Linked DNA regions of Mus musculus: all the other regions are linked to region 1. A link is a loop called in an ENCODE intact Hi-C map of the cell type or tissue named here. Cell type or tissue: heart. All regions are shown on one strand.

Region 1 (5,000 bases):
AGGAATTAAACCACAGTCTTATGGAAGATCTTAACTGCGAGCCATCTCTTCATACCTCTCTTTAAATTATTTTTCCTACCATGGCCTAGGACCTGCCTGAGGTTTTCTGAGAGGACCTATGCACCATCTAGACAACGAGCAGGATTGCACCCAGGGCTCAACTTGTGGATTTGCCTGGAATCTGAATTTGCGATATTAAAATCCATTTCAATTTTTGAAGGGGGCACCATGTTTTCACTTGACATGGATGACACCAATTACAGAGTCACTGGGTATTTCCTGAGGTCTTGCCATGGAATAAGGGACAGGGATTATGTCCTCAAGACTAATAGACATTTCTGTTCTCCTGAATATGCCATTAGAGACATTCCACTTAGATTTTAAATAGCTACGAAACAAACTGGGGGATGAAATATTTGCTTCAAAAATAGAAAATTGCTGGACTGGATAATCCCATTCTACGGAGGCTGGGGTAGGAGGATTGATAGTAGTTCAAGTCCAGCCTGGTCTACAAGTAGAATCCTAGGCTAGACATAGCTAGTAAGCAAAATCCAGTCTCAAACAAAACCACAAACAAAAAACAAACAAAACAAAAACAAAACAGCCGGGCATAGTGGATCATGTCCGTAATTCTAGTATTCTAGAAGCAAAAAGGTGGGTGGATCTCTGTGAGTTTGAGGCCAGTCTGGCCTATATAATGAGTTCCATGCCAACCAGACTACATGATTAAGACCCTGAATCAAAGTAGTGGTCGTGGTGATGATGATGATGATAATCAGCAACAACTAAAACAAAACCCATACACAAAACAAAAGTAGCCCTCTTAGAGGTCTGTGTGTATTGAGAGTTCCACGGGGGCTTGAAAAATAAGAGTTTCACCTTTGAGTCAAGTAGAAACCAGTGGTTTCATGCTTTCCACAACCATGATCTTTGTGGATACACATTGAGGTTCAACACTGGATTCTGAGTGCTCATGACAAGTAGTGGTAAGGACGCCAAACCTCGAGACCTGCATTTTGGTTTTCTCTTAGAAGACCTGAGGTCCTGACAGTGAGGTCTCTGTTAATTCTTCAACTTTTACAGGAATAAACAAAGCAAACCTTATCTTTCTTCATTTTTTGTTTGTTTGATTTGGGGGGTATTTTTATTTGTTTGCTTGTTTCTGTTTTGTTTTTTTTTGTTGTTTGTTTGTTTGTTTGTTTGTAGGCCGTGAAGAAAGTGAGACATACTGGGTGTGGTGGTAGACACCATTAATCTTGGCAGTCTGAAGGTAGAGGCAGGTAGATCTCTTGAGTTCAAAGCTATATTAGTCTACAGAAAGAGTTCTAGGACAGCTAGGGCTAAATATTGAGACCTTGGTTTAAAAAAAAAAAAAAAGACTGGGGGTTGGGTAAGCTGTAGAGTTGCTTAGTGGTTAAGAGCACTGGTTGTTCTTTCAGAGGACCCAGGTATGATTTGCAGCACCCATATGTCTGCTCACAACCTTCTATAACTCTAGTTCCAAAGATCTGACATTGTCTTCTGGACTCCAAGAGCATGAGGTACCCAAGCAATGCATACATAGTTATACATACAGGCAAGATACCCATACACATAAAAGAAAATAAACATAAAACAAACAAAAAGCAGACCCATTCAGAGCTAGGAGATAGGTTAGTATGAGGCTTACTTGTCATCCGAGGGCCTATGCTCCTTCTTTAGCACCCACATTTGATGGCCTGCAATTATAATCCCATTGTTGAAGAGATGGAGACAGGAAAATTCCACAGGGCTTACTAGTCACTTCTGTGGTCTGACAACTTTCAGATTGAAAAGCAAGGTGGATGACTCCCAAAGAACAATAACGGAAGTGTCTAATGAATTACTTGGATCACACCGATCTATTTCTAGAGTTTGTTGTAACGTCTCGGGATTTATTTGTTTTGATTTGTCCCACTGATGTCTTATTTTTTCTTATTCTGTTACCCCCACAAACTATAATAAAATCATGTCCTTTCTCAAAAAAAAAAAAATCGTAGACATTCGAAAATAAGTAAGCAGGGCGTGGTGGCGCAAGCCTTTAATCCCAGTACTTGGGAGGCAGAGGCAGGTGGATTTCTGAGTTTGAGGCCAGCCTGGTCTACAAAGTGAGTTCCAGGACAGCCAGGGCTACACAGAGAAACCCTGTCTCGAAAAACCAAAAAAAAAAAAAAAAAAATATTAGTTTGTCCCAATCTTAGATTTAGATTTCAATTCAGAAGCATTATAACCATCAATCGGGGCACGGTAGACTCGAGAGACTGAGACAAAATAATCACTGTCCGTTGGAGTACACAGTTCCAGGCTAATGTGGGCTAGAGTGAGACCCTGACTAAAAAATAAAACACAAGTCACAAAACAACAACAAACCCAGAGAATTTGGGATTTTTGTTTGTTTGTTTTATTTTGTTTTGTTTTTTGATACAAGACTACGGTGGCACAATCTTTTATCTCAGGAGGCAGAAGGGTCAGAAGTTCAAGGTCATTGAGTTCCAGGCCAATTTGAACTACTTGAGACTTGAGTCTTTTAAAATAAAGTGTTTACTCAGTAAGATCTTAAAACTTCAAAAGTACTATCGATCTGCTCACAACTTCACGGAAACCCAGCACAGTTGCCTGCCTCTTAACTCCACAGGCTGGGCAGGGGAGGCCCCGTAGCTCTTTCCTTTCCCAGGGGCTGTGGGAAAGCCCGGAGCGCCCCTCGGCGGCCGGATCTGCAGGCTCTGCAGCGGGGCAGCTCCTGCTTTTCGAGCCGGCGGCCCTGTGGGGCGCAGTGCGGAACCCGCACTTAGGCGGCCGGACAGCCGGCTGCGCGTGGGATCACAGGCCAGGAGCCGCGGCCTCAGGGCTGTCCTCGCCTCACCCCACTCTGCCCCTTCAGTATTTCTCAATGACCGGCGCTCGAGGACACTTCCGACGCGGGGGAGGGGTGCCACTCGCGCGCCGGTTTATCAGTTCCTTCCGGCCGCGCCCGGGCCGCTGCAGCGCCTGCATCACTATGCTCGGGCGAGCAGCCGCGGGTACCCGCTGTGCCAAGGGAGCCGAGGACTGTGCAGACGTAGTGAGAGGCGCCGCGGCCCTGCAGGGTGAATGGCTCGGGCCCATTGCACAATCTCCGGTATAATTAGCCAAGGGCGGCGGTGCAGGGCTCATCCCCCGGGCAGCATACTCCGGGATCATTTTCCCTTTCGGTTGCATGGCCGGGATTTTATTAAACAGACGAAAGGCCCCCGCCCCGCCTCCCTCCACGCTGGTGCAAGTATTATGAATGAAACGCCAAGCCCGCTGCTACTGCGGTCGCCACTTCAGGTAGGAGGGTGGCTCGACCGTGCTCAGCAGCTCACCAAAGGCTCGGGTATGCATTTGCTCAGCAGAGTCAGAATGCAGGAAGTAATCGACGGAGCGAAGAAGGAAGCATTCTTTGTGTAAAAAATGTAACCGCCAGGGTTTGCCCCAAGTTTCAGTTTACAACTGTACAAGCCTCAGCCAGTTTAAGAATGGGCTATGCAAAGGGTCTTTTCGTCTGTGGCAGCTCACCTTCTAGCTAGCCGCAGCTCGGTGGGAAGAGCTGTTTCTGGCAAGTTACTACCCAATTCTAGCCCTTCCCCCACCCACTCCAGGAAAGATGGAGAAGGCTGACCTTGGGGTGCACTCCTGAACTCTTTAACAGGAAGCAAGTGGATTGCAAATTGGATCCTGGCAGAGAGTCAGACCGAGAGGAGGAGAGGAGACAGAGAGGGGTCCTCCCCTAATCTTGCGGAGGATCAGAATTTCTGAGTCAGGCTGGGTACGTGGCCCAGTTAGTAGGGTGCATTGTAGCTTTTATTGCGCATGAAGCCCTAGGTTCGACTCTGCAGCCCCTCATTAATCCGGCCTGTAACCTCAAGATCATCTTCACCTACACGGTGAGAGACACGGGAGTCCTTAAGGTTTTCTCAGAGGAGACAAAACAAATGAATGAAGACTAATTAATTCAGAAACTGCAGCAACTGAAGCTGGAGCCATGTCCGTAGTTAAATGAATTTTAAATCTTGCTTGTGTGTGTGTGTGTATTTAACAAGCATGTGAAGGAATCCTTTGCCACCGCCGCACCCCCCCACCCCACCCCCACCCCCCCACCCCCCGTTTTAGCAGTCTCTATAGCCCTAGTTGGCCTTCAAGTCAGTCTGCTTTTGCCTTCTGAGTGTTGGGCTTAAAGGCGTGCACCACCACATAGGCCTAGAAAAATTAGTCCTAAAATTTAGGACATCATTTCTTTCTCTCCCCCCAACCCCTACCCCCTCTCTCTGTCGTGGTTCTGCCTCATGAATGCTGGAATTACGCGCACACACCACCACTTCTGAGCTCAACTAGATTTCCTTTTTGCTCATATGAGCCAGTATATTTGTGAAGACTGAACCGAGGTCCAGCTGCTGGGCCAGCATTCTACCACCTAGCCACGTCTGTAGTTTCTCTTCACACATTATGACTTAAACAAAGGAAAGACGAAGGCCAAGGAGAGGAGCCTGGCTTGCAGAGCTGGCTGGTCCGATCCTCACCACCCTTCTCTCTCAACCTCCCGAGTAGCTGGGCTGCCACTGTTTCCCATCATTCCTTGCTGCAGCTTCTTTCACACGTGGGTTTTTAGTGGGTGGGAGGCCATGGTGAAGGCAATTATTTTTCATAGCTGCTTAAGGTCCAGGGTATTCTATGAAGCCACGGGGATGCCAAGGCACACGAACTTCCTGCCTTCTGGGGTTTGGGTTGTGTGTGTCAGGCATCTAAACAGGTTAGGATTTGTGGCCAATGGCTGGTGTTTGTATGAGTGGGGTAAGCACCAGAGTAAGCTAAGGTCAGAGAAAGGCTCCCCAGAGGCTGGGAGGTTTGAGTCAAATCTTGGCAGATAGTGTGATGCCACGGTTGTGGATAGATAACTGGAACAAGAGGTAAAGGGAGAGAGAGTCAGATGAGCATAAAAGTTCTGAGGTGCACACGGGGGTTAG
Region 2 (5,000 bases), 150 kb before region 1:
GATCCCTCATAGATGTACTCCACTGTTTTTGGGTTTTAGTTAGTTCCAGATGTAGTCAAGTTGACAACCAAGAATAGCTATCACGTTCACCCTTTGAAGGAAGGAGTCTACTTCACTACAAAGCCTAGGACGGCCTGAAACTCACTATGTAGACTAGGCTGGCCTTGGACTCAAACTCTTAAGAGATCCACCTGCCTTTGTCTTCCAAGTGCTGAGATTAAAGTCACATACCACTATGTGACAGTATATGTGCTATGATATGTGCTATGACCCCTTTTTGGCTGAGAAATTTTTACATAATTCTTAGTATGTAGGTATATAAGAGTTATATAGGCAAATATTTACTGATAATTAATCTTGAAGTATATGTGTATATATATATATACACACACATACATACATACACACACACATATAATTTATCTTGCATCAAAAATGAAAACAAATTCCATACTAATGAAATGAATGGGTTTATTTGGTTTTACATAAAGAATTAAGTCTTGAGCCGGGCATGGTGGCCCACGCCTTTAATCCCTGCACTCGGGAGGCAGAGGCAGGTGGATTTCTAAGTTCGAGGCCAGCCTGGTCTACAGAGTGAGCTCCAGTACAGCCAGGGCTCTACAGAGAAACCCTGTCTCAAAAAAACAAAAAGGAGAATTAAGTCTTGGGGTTAGAGAGATGACTCAGTGGTTAAGAGTGTTTGCTGCTCTTGCAGAGGACCCAGATTTGATTCCTATACCCACATGGTGGCTCACCACAATCTGTAACTCCAGTACCAGAGTATCTGGAACACTCTTCTGACCTCATCAGGCACCAGGCACACATGAAGTACACATACAATAATGCAGAAAAAACCACATTAAATAAAAATAAATCTTTTTTTAAATAATTAAATCTTAAACTGGGTATGGTGGTCCACACTTGTTTAAGACCAGCCATAGCTATATAGTCCATCCTGGACTGCATGGTGGCAAATGTCTTTAATCTTAGCACTTGGGGGACAGATCTGCATTTGAGACCAGCACAGCCTACATAGCAAGTTTCAGGCCAACTAAGGCTACATAGTAAGATCCTGTCTCAAAAACACAACAGAGATGAGGCTATATCTCAGGCAGAAACTTGGCTAGCTTGTGTGAGCCACTAGCTTCAGACCTCAGTACTGTAAAAAACAACAGAACAAAATGGCACAAATATGTTTAAGGCCATTTCAGAAATTATTGGAGATTCTGGGCTAATCTCGAGTCAGAATTCACTTAACAATTTTTGTTTTAAATGAAACTCAAAAGTTAGAAATTCAAATATTAGTTTTTATTTTAGACAGGGTTTCTCTGTGTAGCCTTGGCTGTCCTGAAACTCACTATGGAGGCCAGGCTTGCCTTGAACATAGTCTACCTGCCTCTGTCTCCCAAGTGCTGGTTAAAAATATACTAATGTAGACCAATAATGTCTTTGTTTACTGTAATGTTTTTGTAAGGATGGGAAGCTGTACGTACAGTAGCCGTTTTCTAACATGCCATAGTCTTGGGTGAGCTCAGGTGCTGCATGGCATGGCTACATGGACACTGCACACACAGTAGATGTGCTCAGAGGGCAGCCAGTGAACACCGCAGACTTATTGCATGTTTGCTTTTGACTGTTTTGCCTGTTGCACCTTAGAGAACCTTTTCTGTTACCATGTCATTCACAGCCCCCACATTCAGTTATGTGACGCAGCTCAGTTTAGAGCTGTGGCTTGTAGTTGTTATCCGTTGTACAGTGATAGCTCATTGGTGATAGGTGATGTTGAGCTGTTTTCCCTCCTTCCATGTCATGATGCATCTTATTGCTGTCATGTTACAGTCCTAATCTAGCAGAGGCTTGAGCTTCTGATCTTCCTCCCTCTACTTCATAGTCCCCTGGCTTCTGTGGTGCTGGGATGGAGCCCAGGGTTTCATGCTAGGCCAGTGCTCTTCTGAGCCTCATCCAAATTAAACAAAACAAACCAAAAAACCACCTACCGTTCTCATATCTAAAACTGTAATTATCCACTGTGTCTTCCTAGATCTGAATTTTACAAGCACATTGTGCTTTCTGGAGGTTCTACCATGTATCCTGGCCTGCCATCGAGGTTGGAACGAGAGCTTAAACAGCTTTACTTAGAACGAGTTCTGAAAGGAGATGTGGAAAAACTTTCAGTAAGTATCTATATCAGCTGTTACCTTTGTTTTACAACCCTGTAAAGTAGCTTGTGGATCTTGACAACCACCAGAGGGAGCAAGAAGTCTTACAGCAGATTTTGGTGCAGTTAGCCTCTTGAAGCCTTGCAGGGCTCACTGGAAATTGTCTTGGGGGTAGTGCTTCTACCTACTAGGTTACACTCTGGTGAGAAAACACAGGTGACTGAGTCCAGTGTCCTTGGTAGTCTGTAGCATTCTTTTTTTTAAAAAAAGATTTATTTATTTCATGTTTATGAGTACACTGTAGCTGTCTTCAGACACATCACAGAAGAGAGCCTTGGGTTCCATTACAGAAGATTGTGAGCCACCATGTGGTTACTGGGAATTGAACTCAGGACCTCTGGAAGAGCAGTCAGTGCTCTTAACCACTGAGCCATCTCTCCAGCCTGGACTGGTATGCAGTGTGCAAGTGTTTGGGAAGAGCCTGCTTTTGCTGTGGAGAGAAGGGAGAGGAAATGTCCTGGCTTGCTTGTTTTCTCTCTCCCTCTCCCCCTCTCCCTCTCTCCCTCTCCCTCTCCCTCTCCCTCTCCCCTCCTCTCTTTTCTTCCTTTCTTTTCTGGAAACAGTCTTCCTATGTAGTCTTGCCTACCTTGGAACTTACTATGTTGACCATATAGGCCTTGAAGGAGCTTACCTCTGTGTCCCAGGTGATAGGATTGTAGATTCTATACCTATATGTTTTCTGGGCATAGGGTATGCTAGAGTGCTTGCCTAGGCCCTGCGTACAAACCCTAGAACTGCAAAACTGAGAAGGAAAGGGAGATCAGTGTATAAAAGTCACATTTTCAGTAGGGTTTACCAAAAGAGCAGTCAGTGCTCTTAATATATATAATTATAATATTATAATATATAATTCATATATATCCTATACACCATCACAGCTATCTTGGTTTTTAATTTTGTGAATATGTAACCAGCCTTTACTCTTAGCTTGTTAGAATTCTGGTTTTAGGTTACTTTTCTATTTGTTGTATGTCTTATCTCCTCAGTCATGTTTGTGTTCTCAGAAATTCTCACAGCTCTTAAAATGGACTTTATTGGTCGTTGTCACCATGGACTAGAATATAATTGCTGGTAGTTCTTTGGCATGCCCTGTCTTCTCAGCTCTAGACTGTGTGAGGCATTCTGTGCGGTAGCCCTAGCTGTAACTACCTCAGTGACACTGACTCAAGCTCGCCTGCCTCTAGGATGAAAGGTGGATACCACCAATCCCAGCCTCAGCCAAGAATCATGCTTTTTATTCTCTGGATTTGCTCTTTGCTTTAGATGATAATATTCCACTTTTCAGAGTATTCTGTGTAGAGACACCAATGTTACAGTGCTTTCTAATAGCTCACTCACAGTTCTCATTTCATTGAGCTATTTAGGGAATTTAAAATCCATCTCTGGTGATCATTCTTTTTTTTTTTTATAATTTTACTTTTTCTTTCTTTTTTTTTTTTTTTTAATTATTTATTTATTTATTTATTTATTTAATGTAAGTACACTGTAGCTGTCTTCAGACGCACCAGAAGAGGGCATCAGATCTCATTGCGGGTGGTTGTGAGCCACCATGTGGTTGCTGGGATTTGAACTTCGGACCTTCGGAAGAGCAGTCGGGTGCTCTTACCCACTGAGCCATCTCACCAGCCCTCTGGTGATCATTCTTTACCCTGTAGACTTTTTTGAGGGGCGTATGCTCTGTAGCACTATCTTTTGGTAAACCCTACTGAAAATATGACTTTTACACACTGATCTCCCTTTCCTTGTCAATTTTGCAGTTCTAGGGTTGGGACGCAGGGCCTAAGCAAGCACTCTAGCATACCCTATGCCCAGAAAACATTTCTTGAAACTCCATCCCTGTGCCAAAACTGATTTAGGCCATGCTGTGAGTTTAAGTTGTTTACCAGTAGTAATAATAAATGGTGTGGGAAAAAGAAAGGAAGACTACAAGGTAGAAAAAGGTTGTTGTTGGTGACAAGTCGGTATGCTCCCTCACTCCTGATTGATTAGACAGGTCTTGGGTCAGATACCTGTCTAATCAGATAATATTATCCTGATTGATTAGACAGGTCTTGGGCCAGATGCCTGTGTCAAGTTAGGGATTGAGCATTTCTAGTCAGGAATAGTGCAAAAGCATGAGTTGGCAGAAATGTCCCAGTGTGGCTGGAACAGAGTAAGCAAGAGAGGGTAGAAAATGAGGTAAGAAAACTAGCGGGCAGACAGGTCAGTTAGGCTTCTATGATGTAGTCAGACTTTTACCCCTTAAAAGAATCTGTAAGCCCAGTGTGTTGGAGGAGGAGCCAAGAAAGAAAGCCAGGAAGTTATGAGAGGAAGAACTGGCAGAGGTTGAACATGGAGTAGGGTGAAACAAACGGTCCTCTAAGAGAGTGAATGGAGAGTGGGAAAATATCCTAGACGGCCAGACAGCGTGAAGGACCCGGGCAAAGTTGGTGACACATTATAGCAAAATAATATAGAGCTTCTGTACTGTGTGCTGAGCTGCTTGAAAGCAGGTTCAGACCTGATTACCTGAGTGGATGAATGTAAGGAGAGAAAAAAAGTCAACAAGGGTGATGTAAAAAAAAAAAATGGAGGGGAGAGGTCTGGAGAACTGGCTCAGTGGTTAAGAGCACCTGCTGCTCTTGTAGAAAAGCCGGGTTCAGGTCACAACCATCCGTAGCTCAAGTTCCAGGCAACCCAGTGCCCTCTTGTGACTGCCTTGAGCACCAGGCGTATACACGGTACACATAAATACATGCAGCCAAAACTCAGACACATAGCTAACTAACTACCTAACTCTCT
Region 3 (5,000 bases), 110 kb before region 1:
GAACATCGAGCCTGTTTGCTATGTGCTGAGGCTGGTGGACCCAGGGGAGGGGTGCATCAAGCATGGAGTGAATGCAGGATTGTTGGAAACTGTTAATAGCTTTGGGGACCAAAATAACATTTAGGGGTTGCTGGGCAGATTTATCTGTAAAATATGTTTCTTTCCTTTTCTTTTTCTCTTCTCTTCTTTTCTTCTCTTTTCTTTCCTAACTATCTTATAAAATAAGTCACAAAAACCTCCAAGACACAAGCTGCGCTTAAGTACCATAAATTATCAGCAGGCACATATTCCAACAACAGCTCCCCAAAGCAGGAAGCACAGGCCACAGCAGACCTGGGAATTTCAGTTGTTAGCTGCAGTGGTTCTGCAACACTAAACCCGGCTTCTGAAAGTTCTGGCTTTGCAGACGTAGATTTATATCTTTTTCCTTTTGTTTCTTATGTCTTTTTGAGCCAAGGTCTTACTGTGTAGTCCAGACAGACCTAGGACTTAAGCCATCCTCCTTTTTCAACCTCCTGAGCCTCCACCACATGGTGTACAGAACTCTCTTTAAAAAGCATGTGTGTGTTGAAGCCGGGTGTGGTGGCGCACGCCTTTCATCCCAGCACTTGGGAGGCAGAGGCAGGCGGATTTCTGAGTTCGAGGCCAGCCTGGTCCACAAAGTGAGTTCCAGGACAGCCAGGGCTACACAGAGAAACCCTGTCTCGAAAATCCAAAAAAAAAAAAAAAAAAAAGTGTGTGTGTGTGTGTGTGTGCACGAACACTTGTGTGAACATGTGCACGCATACAATGTGCTCGTGCACACACACGCGCACCTGCACCCACTCATACATGCACACACAGGAAGACCCTAGGTGTATGGCTGTACCACTCTCTGACCTATTCTTTTGAGACTGAATTTCTCACTGAACCTGTTGCTATACTGGGTATATGCAGCCATGCCTGCCTTTTTAATGTGGGTTCTTGGGATTTGAACCCAAGTCCTCAGGCTTGCCGCGCAACTGTTCTTATCCACAGAGTTATCTTCAAAGCCTCAGAGCTCTGTTTTTCAACAGGAGGCAGTGAACACGCAGTGTGTCCATGAGCATAGGAAATGAGGCTGTCCTCCATCTCCTAGAACAAATGAAATGTGAGCGTTCCCTAGGTAACAGACCAGCCTCCTCATGGCTCGAGCAGCAAGGGAATGAGACGCCCCGAGAGACTGTGCAACTTGCTGTGTCCTCTAACTGTGGGCCACACTACAGCCTAAGGGTCAGTCAGCTATTGGAGACTCCCAGCTCTGGGCAGCTGCCCTGTGGTCCCAGCCAGAGTGTGCATCTACCTCAGCTCAGCACAGGGAGTGTAGAGATGCTGCATCTGAGAAAGGCTCCTCTTCCCGGCCTGACCACCATCTTTGCTGATGCAAACTCTGCCTGGGGCTGCCCCAGGCACCCTCAGTGAGCACTGCCAATCCAGTTACTAGCGTCAGGTCAGACTCCAGAGAGTATGGGCTGCCTCCCTTTCCCCGCCCTGGCCTTTGTGCCCACGGTGCAGCTGACCCAGTTCTTTGTAGAGAGGTGGGAAATAACCCTAGTCAGATGAGAGGAGATGAAGCAAATGCAGAGATACTTGAAAGTTCAGACATAGCTCTCCTAGGAGGGGGTGAGAAGCACCGGCCTTGTCTCTTCCCAGCATTTGAGGGAGGAAGAAGACTTCCAAAATACCAGAAGATGAGGGACGAGTGCAAAGCATTCTGTCTTCTGGAGAGGGATGAGTCATGCAGATCACGTGATCTCCTAGCCCCACCCCACCCCCATACTGCAAATGTACTCACATTGAGTGCACCTTAGATCTCTCCCGCCCTCCACCTTCTCCCTTCCTTCAAAACAAAAACACCAGCTGAAAGCCCACTATTTCCCTCCCTGTCTGCAAGCCTGCCGTGGTGTGGCAGCCGATAGCGAGGCCCCGGGCTCTGACTCAGACCTCCTTCCAGGTTGCCTGCTTTCTGCAAAAGGAACTTAGAAGCAGATGAACGGGTCTTCGGGGCATGCATGCATCCAAGGCGGTACAGGTGCACCTCAGGTTTGCAAGGATGGAAGACCCCACTATAGGACTCTTTGGGCTTTGGCTGCTGCAGTGATGAACTTTTGTTTGTTGTTGTTTGTTTGTTTGTTTGTTGTTTTTGAGACAGGGTTTCTCTGTATAGCCCTGGCTGTCCTGGAACTCACTTTGTAGCCCAGGCTGGCCTCGAACTCAGAAATCCGCCTGCCTCTGCCTCCAGAATGCTGGGAATAAAGGCGTGCGCCACCATGCCCGGCAGTGATGCACTTTTAAAGGACCACTAGGCTGGTAAGGAAGCAAAGACAGTCACCAAAAGGCGTCATGTAGGGGCCACACCACATTTCCTGCGCCCAAATGGGGAGACTCAGAAGTACCAGTGACCCCAGCGTCCTATCAGTTCTCTCTCTGTCACTGCACTGAACAGGACGGTTTTATGATGCTGTAATTGTCAGCTTTTAAGGTTGGGCAGACAGGATCGATTTTCTTTCTTTTGGAAGGGAGAAGGGTTTTTTTGGAAGCTACCCAAAAGGCAACCATAGTTACTGAAGGAGCACGGCAAAGCGTGAGTTGGAGGTGGTTATTATCCAAGCCTGACAAAGAGGGAAACTACGTGGGTTGATTTTCGCATCAAGCCACAAATATCAATCCCAAGGACTCCCAGATGAATGTGGATGCAGGGCAAGATGCACCTGATACGGCTTAAGGTATTCCTATTAGACTGCCAGGCAGCTCACAGGAACCAGAAACCTGGCATCAGCCCTCGAGCAAAGACAGGTCAGGAGCCAGTGTCCTGGCAGGACATTCACTTAGTGGATCGTCCCGGGATTCGAGCAGGAGAGCGTTCTCAGATTTCCTGCCATTCCCGTTAGCAGCTCTGAGCCAGACAGGCCTAGGGCTGAAAGGACCAGTTTTATTTCATCCAACCTCTTGGTTGATGACCATCTTCCACTAGGGTAGAAACTATCTTCTCCCAGTGTTTTCTCTTGTTGGCTGTGGTGCTGAGGATCAAACCCAGCGTTAAGCAAACACTTTAGTAACTACCAACTGAGCCCTACACCAAGTCCCCTGGCCCTCCCTCAGAGAGCAAGCTTTGAGCATGTGTCAACTCCTCAAGATGTTTAGAAAGACATGGAAGAGAGGTTAGGGTGTGGAGTGCAGCTGCTCAGACAGGATAGGAGCTATACTGAATTCTCTCCCTTAAGGATCCCAAGAGGTGGGCAGCAGATCCAACTGTTGGCTGGCTCAGAAATATCCTGGTAACAGTCGCCAGGCATGAACATCAAAACTAAGCAGGCATAAATCTACACAAAGGAGCTTAGGGCACCCATTCACATTTGCCTTGTCTGATGACCAGGGCTGAGCCATATGGCTCCCTATGCAATGGAAAAACACCAACAGAGGGCCAACAGAAAGATAGCAGAGCTGTCCTCAAGCCCCGGAAGTCACACATCTCCCTGAATGTTACTGTCCTGAGTGAACTAGATGCTGGGTTCAGATAACCCGGTCGTGACAGCTGCATGATGCTGGGCCGGAACTCACTGGACTTAGAACAAAAGAACCAAAGGTCTAAGATAAGATACAAAGAGCAGAATAGGGATACAAAGTAACCAAAGCCAGAGGAGACAGAGCCACTCTAGGCCAAGGGAGTGAAGGGCAGGATTGACAGGCTGGGCGCAGAAGCATCTCTCTGTAATCCCAGCACTCAGGAGACTGAGGCAGGAGGATTAGGTGCTCAAACCTATTTTTTGGCTACATAATGAATTCAAGGCTAATCTGGGCTACATGTGACCCTGTCTCCTACAAGAAGAAGAAGGAGGAGGAGGAGGAGGAGGAGGAGGTGGTGGTGGTGGTGGTGGAGGGGATTGCTTTGTGGAAGTAAAGTGCTTGCCATGCAAGCAGGATGTCCTGAATTCAGAGCCCCAGAACCCACATGAGAAGCCTTGGGAGCAGGAGGTTGGGGCTGGGGACATTGGGGACAGGTGGGAGCAGGAGGTTAGGGGCTGGGGACATTGGGGACAGGTGGGAGCAGGAGGTTAGGGGCTGGGGACATTGGGGACAGGTGGGAGCAGGAGGTTAGGGGCTGGGGACATTGGGGACAGGTGGGAACAGGAGGTTAGGGGCTGGGGACATTGGGGACAGGTGGGAGCAGGAGGTTAGGGGCTGGGGACATTGGGGACAGGTGGGAGCAGGAGGTTAGGGGCTGGGGACATTGGGGACAGGTGGGAGCAGGAGGTTAGGGGCTGGGGACATTGGGGACAGGTGGGAGCAGGAGGTTAGGGGCTGGGGACATTGGGGACAGGTGAGAACAGGAGGTTAGGGGCTGGGGACATTGGGGACAGGTGGGAACAGGAGGTTAGGGGCTGGGGACATTGGGGACAGGTGGGAGCAGGAGGTTAGGGGCTGGGGACATTGGGGACAGGTGGGAACAGGAGGTTAGGGGCTGGGGACATTGGGGACAGGTGGGAGCAGGAGGTTAGGGACTGGGGACATTGGGGACAGGTGGGAGCAGGAGGTTAGGGACTGGGGACATTGGGGACAGGTGGGAGCAGGAGGTTAGGGGCTGGGGACATTGGGGACAGGTGGGAGCAGGAGGTTAGGGGCTGGGGACATTGGGGACAGGTGGGAGCAGGAGGTTAGGGACTGGGGACATTGGGGACAGGTGGGAGCAGGAGGTTAGGGACTGGGGACATTGGGGACAGGTGGGAGCAGGAGGTTAGGGGCTGGGGACATTGGGGACAGGTGGGAGCAGGAGGTTAGGGGCTGGGGACATTGGGGACAGGTGGGAGCAGGAGGTTAGGGACTGGGGACATTGGGGACAGGTGGGAGCAGGAGGTTAGGGGCTGGGAACATTGGGGACAGGTGGGAGCAGGAGGTTAGGGGCTGGGGACATTGGGGACAGGTGGGAGCTGAAGCTCATTGGTGGGTTCCAGGTTCAGTAAAAGAACTTCTCAAAAAGGGGG
Region 4 (5,000 bases), 110 kb before region 1:
GACCAGGCTGGCAGTGAACTCAGAGATTTGTCTGCCTCCGGAGTGCTGGGATTGCGAGTGTGTGATTTCACTTGGGTAGGGGGCAAGGTGTGTGTGTAATATACAAAATAACGGGAATGAAGTGGGCCAACCCCTCCAGAATAACTCTCCTATTCATTGTACTTTTGCTTCCACCCATGTGCCACCGCCTCCCAGCTCCCTTTTTAGAGTTTTTTTTTTTTCCAATGACTTTCTGTCCAGACTTTCTTTTTAGGGGATTGGAGGATGGGAAGTGGGGGTGGGGGAGAGAAGCAGTCACAGAGGTCTTCTATGTCTCTCATTCTCAACTGTGAGTCTGCAATCATCAATACCACTGCAAAAGAAGCATGCTTGCCCTTTACAGTCAGCAGCAGCAAGGATCATGGACGTCCACATGGTTTCTGGCTACAGCACGGGCCGCAGACAGACCATGGACATTCCCAAGGCCTTTGGTGGTAACAAGGACCATGAGCATCAACCCCAGGGGCAGCACAGCTCACTGTCACCAACGTGGCTTCGGGCAGCAGCTCAGATCTCCACATCCACCTGGCCTTCAGTGGTAACTCTCGCAACTGGCAATTTCTTAAAGGTTAGCTGCTCTGTGGAATCTGAGAATGTACTATTTTGTCACATCCAATCTCTGTTCTGAGTGGATCTTTTGCCCAGGTATAACTTTATAGCTGCATACTTTGACCATCTGGAAGCAAAAGTACAATGAATAGTAGTTATTCTGAGAGTTGGCCCACTTCATTCCCATTATTTTATATATTACACATAGAGACACATACACCTTGCCCCCTACCCAAGTGGCGCTGAGGAGTGAAATCACACAAGTGTTCGTCTACCACTGAACTATACCTCTACCCCCGCTTTTTTTTAAAAGACGGGATCTCATATAGCCCAGGCTGGCCTCAAACGACCTTGACCTTGAGCCTCTGCCTCCTCCATGCAGAGATTCCAGCAAGCATTATACAGTATGGGCAGAGGTGTCATCATGCCCAACTGATTCTCATTTCTTCCTGTCACTCAGCCGACACTCCCGTGCACCGCCCTGGCAGTTTCCCTGGCGGCCTTACAGTAATATGCAAAGTGGCGGCAGGTCTCAGACCAAAGGTGAGGTCATGGGCCTCAAGGACAGGAGCATGGTCATTAACTGCAGGTCGTTATTCACGAGGAGGAAAATCTACTGGGCAACTGGTCAAACACGTTTTTTCAAAACTCAGATATGTGTTTGAGTGCCTGAGTTTACCATGGCAGCACACACTGGCAGCTGTCTTCCTTGAATTATTAGACTCGTTTTTCTCATTTTCTTAAAAAAATGTTTAAACTTTTTTTTTTCTTTTAGAGACAAGTCTCTTATGTAGTGAGACCTCAAATCCACAGAAAACCTCTGACTCCCAAGTGTTGGGATTAAAGGTGGGTGCACAGATAGATACTATAAATCATCCAGTGGTCTGTTTTGTGCTGAGAAAAGAACCTAGTTCCTTCCGCATGCATACGAGCAAAGTTCTACCTCTGAGCTAAGCCCCAAAGCACAGGAGTGGGCTCGCACTCAGCGCCCCTTTCAGTAGTTCCTGTAACTTTGAGTACGAGCTGAAGGGAAGAAAGCCCTTTAGAAACCACCCAGTCCACACCATCCACAGCCTGGGACAGAGCATCTGTTGTTCCTGGAGGAAAGGTGTGAGCAACTCACAAGCAACTCAGCTTAACTATTGAAGAGATTAGCACCCACTGCAAGGAGAGAGGCCTGGCTTCTGCTGGGACCATGTGCCTTGAAGGCAAAAACCATACCCACTGACTATTCAAGTTCATTTAAAGAAAAGAATAAGCGGAAGAGGTTCCTTGGTCCTCAAAAGCAGGTGTCTAGGAAGGTATTTCTCCAGGGTCAGCATACAGAGGCTGTGTGGTTTGGGGTGGGGTACAGGGGTGAGGGGTGGGGTGCAGGGGTGAGATGCAGGGTTGGGTTCCATCCCAAGTTGGATGCAGAGTTTGGCAGTATTGTCCATTGGTGTTGGCTTGCAAGATATGAAAGATGCAAGATTGAGAGGTCAGGGAGAGAGGCTGAGGCCGGCACTGTTGCAGGGTGGGTTCTCTGCCCTTCAAGGGTCTGGCTTAGGCCGACCCCATGCGGCTAGGGTGGGAGCTGTGGGGGCTCAGCTTGTACAAGGCCCTAGGTTTGATTCCCAGCACTGCTAAGAGAGAAAACAGATCCAACAGGTGTGGGGTAGATAGCCGTCTTATTTCACTACCACAAAGCCCAGAGGCCTGCAGTAAGGTCACCTGTAGCTCTGGCTGCTGGCACGAGCTCGGGTGTCCGTTTACAAGCCTGCCTGTGTTCCATGACAAACTGCAACTGTCCTGCAGGTCCTTCAGAGCCCATGCTTTCCCCTTGGAAGTGAGTGGCCTAATTTTGGGGATGGATGTCCACCATCCAGGGGAACGTGTCTCGAGTTCAGACAGTCCCCTGAATATACTGTGTCTCTATCTTGGGCAAGTTCCTCTGAGCTGGTACCAGCTCTGTCCACAGAACTGCTTTGACAGGTCACTGGCTTTTCTCCACGTTGTACATTCTGTCTGCCCAGAGTCCAGCGAGCTGTGTGCCTCTGCAGGCATCATTGACTTAAGATATTCATAAGTGTCAGGAAGAAAGCACAACCAAACCGAAATGTGCAGTTAGAAAAAGAAGTATGGAGTGAATTGTGGATTCATTAACAAACTGTCTGCCATGTGCTTCGGCCTACTGTGCAGTGAGCAGGCTGTCTTCTTCAGCAACCCATCTTTCCTCAGGGCCAGAACAAACAAGGAACCGAGGAAGTGATTGGGTCCTGCGGATCGCGTTACGGAACCTCTGAGGGCTGTACTTGTCCAGGCCAGCCTTCACATCCTATCTCACCTCACCTGACCCTTTTCCACCACGAGGGGGGGATCTGTTTTCTTTGGGCAGCCTCTCCACATGTGATGTCCCCGAGCAGAACAGATGAACCTCATCAGTGTGGAGTGGCCCTAGAAAGAAGTGATGCGCTCTGAGATGTGTTCTCTTTGTGCAGGCCCCCCTCTGTGAGAAGGCACCTGATAGCTAGTGCTAATCCTATGTAAATCTCTATTGGCTTCCTGGAAAGATGGCCTTTGGACACGCTAGCTCGCTAGCTCGGGCTCCTGGAATTCATTATAGAGCACAAGCCAACACTGAAGTCAAAGCAATCCCCCGGTTTTTGTCACCAATCTTGCTTTAGATGGGCTTTGTTGTTTTGTTTATTTCTGAGACAAGGTTTCTCTGTAGAGGAGGTTTCAAGATCCTCCTGCCTTGGGATTAAAGGTATGTCTGGACTTAAGGTGGTTAGTTTTTTGTTGTTGTTTTGTTTAAAGTTTTATTTTTTGTGTAGGAGTGTTTTGCTTCTCTCTCTCTCTCTCTCTCTCTCTCTCTCTCTCTCTCTCTGTGTTTGTGTGAGTGTGTGTGTGTTTGTGTAAGTGTGTGTGTGTGTGTACTTAATATGTACCTGGTGCCCACAGATGGCCTGGAACTGCAGATTATGAGTTGTCATGTGGGTGCAGGTGAGTCCTCTGATGGTGTGTCAAGTCCTCTTTCCTGCTGAGTGGCTCTGGAGTCATCTTTGCCTCAACACATTTGTCTCAAAGCTCAATACTTCGAAGTCACTTTAAAAGTAGATGGTTTGTATCACTGAATAAATTCACCAGATGTGGAGGTTGGGCGGTCCATGCCTGTCTGTAGGACCAGGGTTCAATTCCCAGCATCCATCCCGGGTAGCTTACAACTACTTACAATTCCAGCTCCAGAGGTCTGATACTCTCTTCTGGCCTCCACGGACACTTGCATATATTTATACCAACATATAAATAAAAAACGAAAACAAACAAAAACCCCCCAAAAATCCTTCAAGCATAAATAAAAATAAAACTTAAAAAAAATTAAGGTGGTATGTTTTGTGATACCAGATTGCTCCAGCTCAACCTCCTTGACAGACCAACTCTTGCTTCTGGTAAGATTTCATCCCCCTTAGCAAGGGGGAAAGGAAGGACAGGTAGCTGGATTTGGGTCCTGTAACATTTATACAAGAGGAAACCGAGAAAGGTAGGCATCGGACAGCAGACTCTCCACAGGGCCTTGATCCAGCGACATCACCTCTTTACGGGCCCCCCTAAGTGTGAACTGAATACGAACACTTCACTTTTTGGAGGAATAAAAATGAGAGTCACAGCCAGAGCCAGCCTGGTTCCTGATATTGAAGTCTCTGTTCATTCCTGAAGCAGTTGGAACAAGTGGCCCACTTTTCATGTGGGGAGGGACCTGGAAGCTTGTCACTAGCCGGCCCACACAGGCCCTGTGCCTCGTTGATTTTAGATCACCTCGATTCCCATTCTTAGCTTTGGTGTCAGGGCTGTAGAACACTGGGAAGGGTGTACGTCAAGTGAGGGTTCAGGATGTTGCCCCCCACCCCCATACCAGCTCTTGGGGGAGCCTTAAATCTTATCCTAACTTTAAGCACCCATCTTGTATTTGATATCTGCCAGTGGCTTAGAAACACCCTCCTTTCTGGGGAAAGTGAAAACTAAGATGGGAAGAACTATGGAGAAACCACTTCTCTTCTGGAATCCTCAAAATAACTATTTTATTTTCGCCTGGGGAATGCTGTAGCTTTCTGGTATCCAGAAGAGCTGGAAAGTGAGCCGAGAGCTGCCCAAGACCATGGGCTGGTGCAGTCTTCGAACGGCCTCCCACCTCCAACCCCACTCTGGGCTTCAGCAGGGATGAGGAGAAAACAGCTCAAAGGAAGTACAGCCTTTCTCTCTGAGGAGGGCTTGAGGCAAGACTGGCTAGGAAGGAATGGGGTTCTCCCTGTGGAGGAAGGGGATATGTTATTCACCCCCCCGCCCCCCGGAATATAACCACAGGTGGGAAGGGCCTCACAAAAAAAGACCCACGTCTCATGTTTTTCTTTGAAGGAAACCCCATCCCATTCTGT
Region 5 (5,000 bases), 94 kb before region 1:
CCCTGTCTCTGCCTCCCCAGTGCAGGATTAAAGGTATGGGCGGGAAGGGGCCCCGGGGTGAGCAGACTTGAATGCCCAGATTCTCACCACCTACAGACAGCTTCGACTGCCTATAACTCCAGGTCTGGGGGGAGCTGATGCTCTTTTCTGGCCTCCATGGGCCTAGTTTATTTCATTTTTAATAATGTGCATTTGAGTGTAGGTGCCCATGGAGGCAGCAGAGGGCACTGGATCCCTTGGAGCTTATAGGTGGGTGGTTGTGAGCCATCTTAGCTGGGTGCTAGTAGTAGTAGTAGGTGCTTTTAACCTTTGAGCCATATCTCATCTCTCTGTCTCTGCCCCCACCACACCCCCACACACTGGCTTGGTTTTTAGACTTTACATTTCAAGTGCTGGGATTATAGAATATGAACCATCACTCCTGGCTTTCCAGTCTTGAGTTGTCTTAGACATGAGAATGAACAGAATGTCTCAATGTGAATGAAGTAGTTACCTCAATGGTTGGAGAGGCCCAGCAGCAAGGCCTTGGAAAGACAAGCTGGTTTTCTAAATGTAAAAACAGTACTGGGCCATGGTGGAAGATAGATACTTGGCTCCTACCAGCCACTCTCCTGTGACTGGGCATAGTTGATCCATTCCTGACCTTGGCTTCCAGACACTATGACAAGTAGAACTAAAAGCCCGTCCCCACTCCCTTCTGAGACAGCAGGGTTTGTCTCTGCAGCCCTGGCTGTCCTTTACTCTCAGGGATTGGCTTTTTCCTGGTGAGGACTGAAAACTTAATGGGTCATTCTCGAGAGATCTTGGAAGCTAAGAATTCTGAGAGAAACATGGACAATGGAGGCCTGGTCCTCTGGGTTTCAGAGGGTACCAAAGACACTCTCTAGACTTGGAGTAAGGGATGTTATTGTAATACTTTGGCTAAAAATGTGTGTATGCTAATCATCAGGGCTCAAGAGTCAACTGACTAACAAGAGATCAACACTACTGAGGTGAGCCTGTGCTCACCGGGGTGCCGGTCAAGCTGGGGCCGAGAAGGCAGCCTGATGACTGAGAGAAAACTATTTGTTAGCTGGGTGCTGCTGGTGCATGCATTTAGTCCCAGCAGATCTCAGTGAGTTCAAGGCTAGCATGGTCCTTCTGATTGAGTTCCAGGACAGCCAAGGCCGCACAGAAAAACCCTGTCTCAAAACAACAACCCCCACCCCCACCCCAAACCCTACTTCTTCAGAACAAGTGCCCCCAGAGCTGGTCACGGGAGGCAGGCTGTATTCTGCACTTGGAACAGGACTTGACAAACAGTATATGAGCGTTGTCTAGGTAGTACTGGTTGAAGCTGTGCTTGTCCCATAGCAGAGCTGGAGAAACAGCACTCCCTAAGTCTGCTGGAGCCAGAAGACTACACAATGGCTAAGTTCCTGATGCTAGAGGCAAGCTACAGGATTTCTGACTTACACTGCTGGTTGTTTTTATTTTTAAAACTAATTATTTTTATGCCCTGGTTCTTCCCTTCTGGAATAAGTAAGAAACTTATTTTCAGTTTTACAGGAGTTAAGAGATTTTTTTTTTTCCTAACTCAAATTTTTTTTTCCCCCGAGACAGGGTCTCTCGGAACCTGTAGCCTTGGCTGTCCTGGAACTCACTTTGTAGACCAAGCTGGCCTCGAACTCAGAAATCCGCCTGCCTCTGCCTCCCAAGTGCTGGGATTAAAGGCGTGCGCCACCACGCCCCGGCTTGAGTTAAGAGATGTTATATTTTGATACTAACACAAGAAGATCTTAAGACAAAGTGACAGTTTAGAGCAACAGGTTTGTGTGTCAGGTTGACAAGGGTGGAGTGTTCCAGTCAGCTTTAATGGCCAGGAATTTCGGGGATTGTTAACTGGCACAGGAGGGCTCAACCCACTGTGGGTGACCATGTTCCCTGGGCAGGTGAGCCTGTGAGCAAGCCAGCAGACAGTATGTATTTCTCTGTGGTTTCGGGTTCAAATTCTTGCTTGCACTCCCCCGATTTCCCTCAGTGATGGGCTGTGATCTCTGGATCCTCTCAGCCGCTTTCTGTTCATGGTGTTTACACACAGAGTTTATACACATGGCGTTTACCACAACAGGAGGACGGAAACTAGAGCAGACGCAGGGCAAGAGAGATGATGAAGGCACAAATTACTTCCAGTCTATCCTATTAGATGGATCTTGTAAAGTGGCAATGTGACGGGCATATACCTCTGAACAGCGTCACCTATTACCCTGTGGTTGCTGGAATAAAGAGAAAGTACCATACAAAGCATTCACACACACCTAAGAGGGCAAGACCCTAAAGTATTTCAGTGACTCGTGCTACTGTTAACTTCAAGACCTGACCATCAATCAAGAATCAAGGCTGGCTGGCTGGCTTTGTTTCTTTCTTTCTTGCTTGCTTCCTTCCTTCCTTCTAAAAGAATTATTTATTTTCTACATGGGAGTATACCATAGCTGTCTTTAGACACACCAGAAGAGGGCATCAGATGGTTGTGAGCCACCATGTGGTTGCTGGGAACTGAACTCAGGACCTCTGGAAAAGCAGTCACTGCTCTTAACCGATGAGTCATCTCTCCAGCCCCAATCAAGATTGTTTCTCATCTGCCTTGCTCTTGGGTGAACTAACATAGATGCTCTGTACCTAAGAAGACCAAAAGTGAAGCTCTAATTACTCTGAGCCTGGGACCCGAGGCAGCTTTAGCAGCAGGTTTCCCAGCCGGCAGAGACAGCAGCAGGGTTAGAGCTAATTCATTAATGCCCCTGGCTGGGGACTAGGCATAGCAGAATCCTCAACGGAGCAGGCACACAGCCCTAGTGACCTGCACGTGTAACTTCAGAAACAATCTTACCCCCGTGTGCCAGCCACTGACACAATGACAATACCGTTTAGTAAAAGGATGTCTAATCAAGACTTGTAAGCTGGGCGTGGTGGCGCACGCCTTTAATCCCAGCACTTGGGAGGCAGAGGCAGGCGGATTTCTGAGTTCGAGGCCAGCCTGGTCTACACAGTGAGTTCCAGGACAGCCAGGGCTATACAGAGAAACCCTGTCTCAAAAAAAAGGACTTGTAGAGCCTACAAAAGACAAAACAACAGGAAGTGTGTGCCTAACATGAGACACTGGCCAGCAGAAACACAGTGGAGGGCTCTGTTAAGGGTAGTAAAGGGTAGTAGGGTCTTTTCTGCTCGGGTAGACTGGGCTGGTGTGATGCTCTCTCTGCAAATTAGAAGGTTTAAGATCTTAGTCAAGGTGGTCTCTTAACTCCAGTTTTCACATCTATAAAATGTGGGTAAAATCTTTGAGGTTACTTTTTTTTTTTTTTTGGTTTTTTCAAGACAGGGTTTCTCTGTGTAGCCCTGGCTGTCCTGGAGCTCACTTTGTAACTTTGTAGACCAGCTGGCCTCGAACTCAGAAATCAGCCTGCCTCTGCCTGTGGAGTGCCTGGATTAAGGGCCACCACACCCAGCGGCAAGGTTACTTTAATAAAAAAAAAAATGAAGCAAGGTATAAAATGTCTGAATTAGCTACTTTTCTACAGCTGTGACACTACACCAAGATCAGGTAACATAAAAAAACAAGAACACTTTAGAGTTCATCTTTCAACTGAAAAGCAGGAAACAGAGCAAGTCTGAGGGTCTCTCAAGCCTCGGAGGCCAACTTCCAGTGACGTGTTTCCTGGCAAAGCCACACCTCCTAAGACAAAATTCCCAGCAACTGGGGACCCAGACTTATGGGGGACATCTCATTCAAACCAATCCATTCCACAACCCCTCTCCCCCTCCCCCATAACTCATGGCCATATCATAATGTAAAATGCATTTAGTTCAACTTCCAAAGTTCCACCACCTCCACTGCTCTCAGCACTGCTGTCTTTCAAGCTCCTACTGGGATGGCCCAACAGCTTTGCCTAGAGCAACCAACCAACTTCTCTAGTCCAAAGTCCCAAAGTCTTCCACATTCCTCCAAAACACTGCACACTCAGGCCCATGTGCCGACTTTGGTATTAACTATTGTCCTTCAGCTGTGGTAAACGCTATGACCAACAGCTTATAAAAACTCCCAGATTTTCTCTTATCACCCATCTCTTCTTCGATGGCTCCAAACCCCTTTGTCTCTGAGCCCTGAGCTACAGGGGTCCAGGAGGAAATCAGCTGGAGACAAACCCAATGAATGTGTTCAAGTTGGTAGCCCAAGCTTAGACCGGCTTCCTCAAGACTGGCCAGTTGCCACAATGCCACAAAAGTGACTTCAGCAGAGCCGGCTGAATACAAGTTTCTCAGATGGGAAGTGACAAAGGATACACCCTCCGAAGGGACAAAAAGAAAAGTTGACTTTTAGCAATGCTATCACCAAATGTTAGCTATAGCTAGCCTTTTTGCTGTTTGGCATGGCTGGAGAAAGAAGTCAGGCCCTCACACAAACTAGGGAGTGAGTACTCGGCCAGGGAGCTGTTGTTTTCAATTCTTTATATGGCTCAGTACATAAAGGTGCTTGCTGCCATAGTTGGATCCCTGGAACACATATGGTGGTAGAGAACTGAGTCGCACAAGTTGTCTCTGATTCCCGCCATCTGCGAGTGCACATTCATATGCACGCATATGTGTGTATACACACACACAAAGTTAAAAAAAAAAATCCAAGAATTAGAACAAATGACAGAACTCCATAGACAGCAGCAGCAGTTAGTCAAGAGTTTTTGGTGAGGCCTCTGACGGGAAAGCCATGGACAGGCACAGGTTTGAATACAGGCTTAAAACAGAGGGGAGACTGGGAGGGCAGGGAGAGCAGACAACAACGTTGGCAATCGTCAACAATACGCACAAGCAGTTATCCTCCTGTGGGAAGACAACATGGTTCTCATTTTGAGGAGTGAAAAGGACAGGCTGGTTCCAAGGATACGTCTGACAGTCGGCAAAGTGTTTGGGCAGTCAGGTCAATGCGCTGTGAGCCCACAAGGCCACATGACCCCTCCACAGGAAGGGCA

Evidence for each region. Peaks named below come from ENCODE experiments on the same cell type or tissue, not always from the same donor. Only the 100,000 strongest peaks of a DNase experiment are listed, where the experiment ranks them.
Region 2: a loop joins it to region 1, with 4 times the contacts of the local background. A loop is called at or near these places in 16 of 42 quality-filtered maps.
Region 3: it touches region 1 in a loop (2.8-fold over the local background); 27 of 42 quality-filtered maps call a loop at or near these places.
Region 4: it touches region 1 in a loop (4-fold over the local background); 27 of 42 quality-filtered maps call a loop at or near these places.
Region 5: a loop joins it to region 1, with 2.5 times the contacts of the local background. A loop is called at or near these places in 8 of 42 quality-filtered maps.

What each region holds. Positions count from the first base shown.
Region 1 is chr11:19,918,303-19,923,302 of GRCm38, reverse strand. No RefSeq gene overlaps it. Among named protein-coding and RNA genes, the nearest start is that of Spred2, 3.6 kb to the left of the region's middle. In heart, a CTCF peak has its summit at 2,734; DNase peaks (open chromatin) are centred at 2,882 and 3,682; H3K4me3 peaks cover 2,058 bases; H3K27ac peaks cover 1,581 bases.
Region 2 is chr11:20,069,630-20,074,629 of GRCm38, reverse strand. It overlaps Actr2 (ARP2 actin-related protein 2), which reads left to right. Exons shown (of 9, transcript NM_146243.2): 8 at 2,042-2,174. Among named protein-coding and RNA genes, the nearest start is that of Gm32080, 32 kb to the right of the region's middle. In heart, a CTCF peak has its summit at 2,243 (motif pointing right); no DNase peak of the experiment used is centred here.
Region 3 is chr11:20,032,337-20,037,336 of GRCm38, reverse strand. It overlaps Gm39603 (a long non-coding RNA gene), which reads left to right and starts at 725. Exons shown (of 5, transcript XR_872273.2): 1 at 725-2,061. In heart, no CTCF peak of the experiment used is centred here; no DNase peak of the experiment used is centred here; H3K27me3 peaks cover 479 bases.
Region 4 is chr11:20,024,068-20,029,067 of GRCm38, reverse strand. It overlaps Gm39603 (a long non-coding RNA gene), which reads left to right. Exons shown (of 5, transcript XR_872273.2): 3 at 383-607; 4 at 1,364-1,434; 5 at 2,806-4,238. Among named protein-coding and RNA genes, the nearest start is that of Gm39603, 10 kb to the left of the region's middle. In heart, a CTCF peak has its summit at 2,930; a DNase peak (open chromatin) is centred at 2,917.
Region 5 is chr11:20,012,501-20,017,500 of GRCm38, reverse strand. All of the region lies in intron 4 of Spred2 (sprouty-related EVH1 domain containing 2), which reads right to left. Among named protein-coding and RNA genes, the nearest start is that of Gm39603, 22 kb to the left of the region's middle. In heart, CTCF peaks have their summits at 224 (motif pointing right) and 2,487 (motif pointing right); no DNase peak of the experiment used is centred here.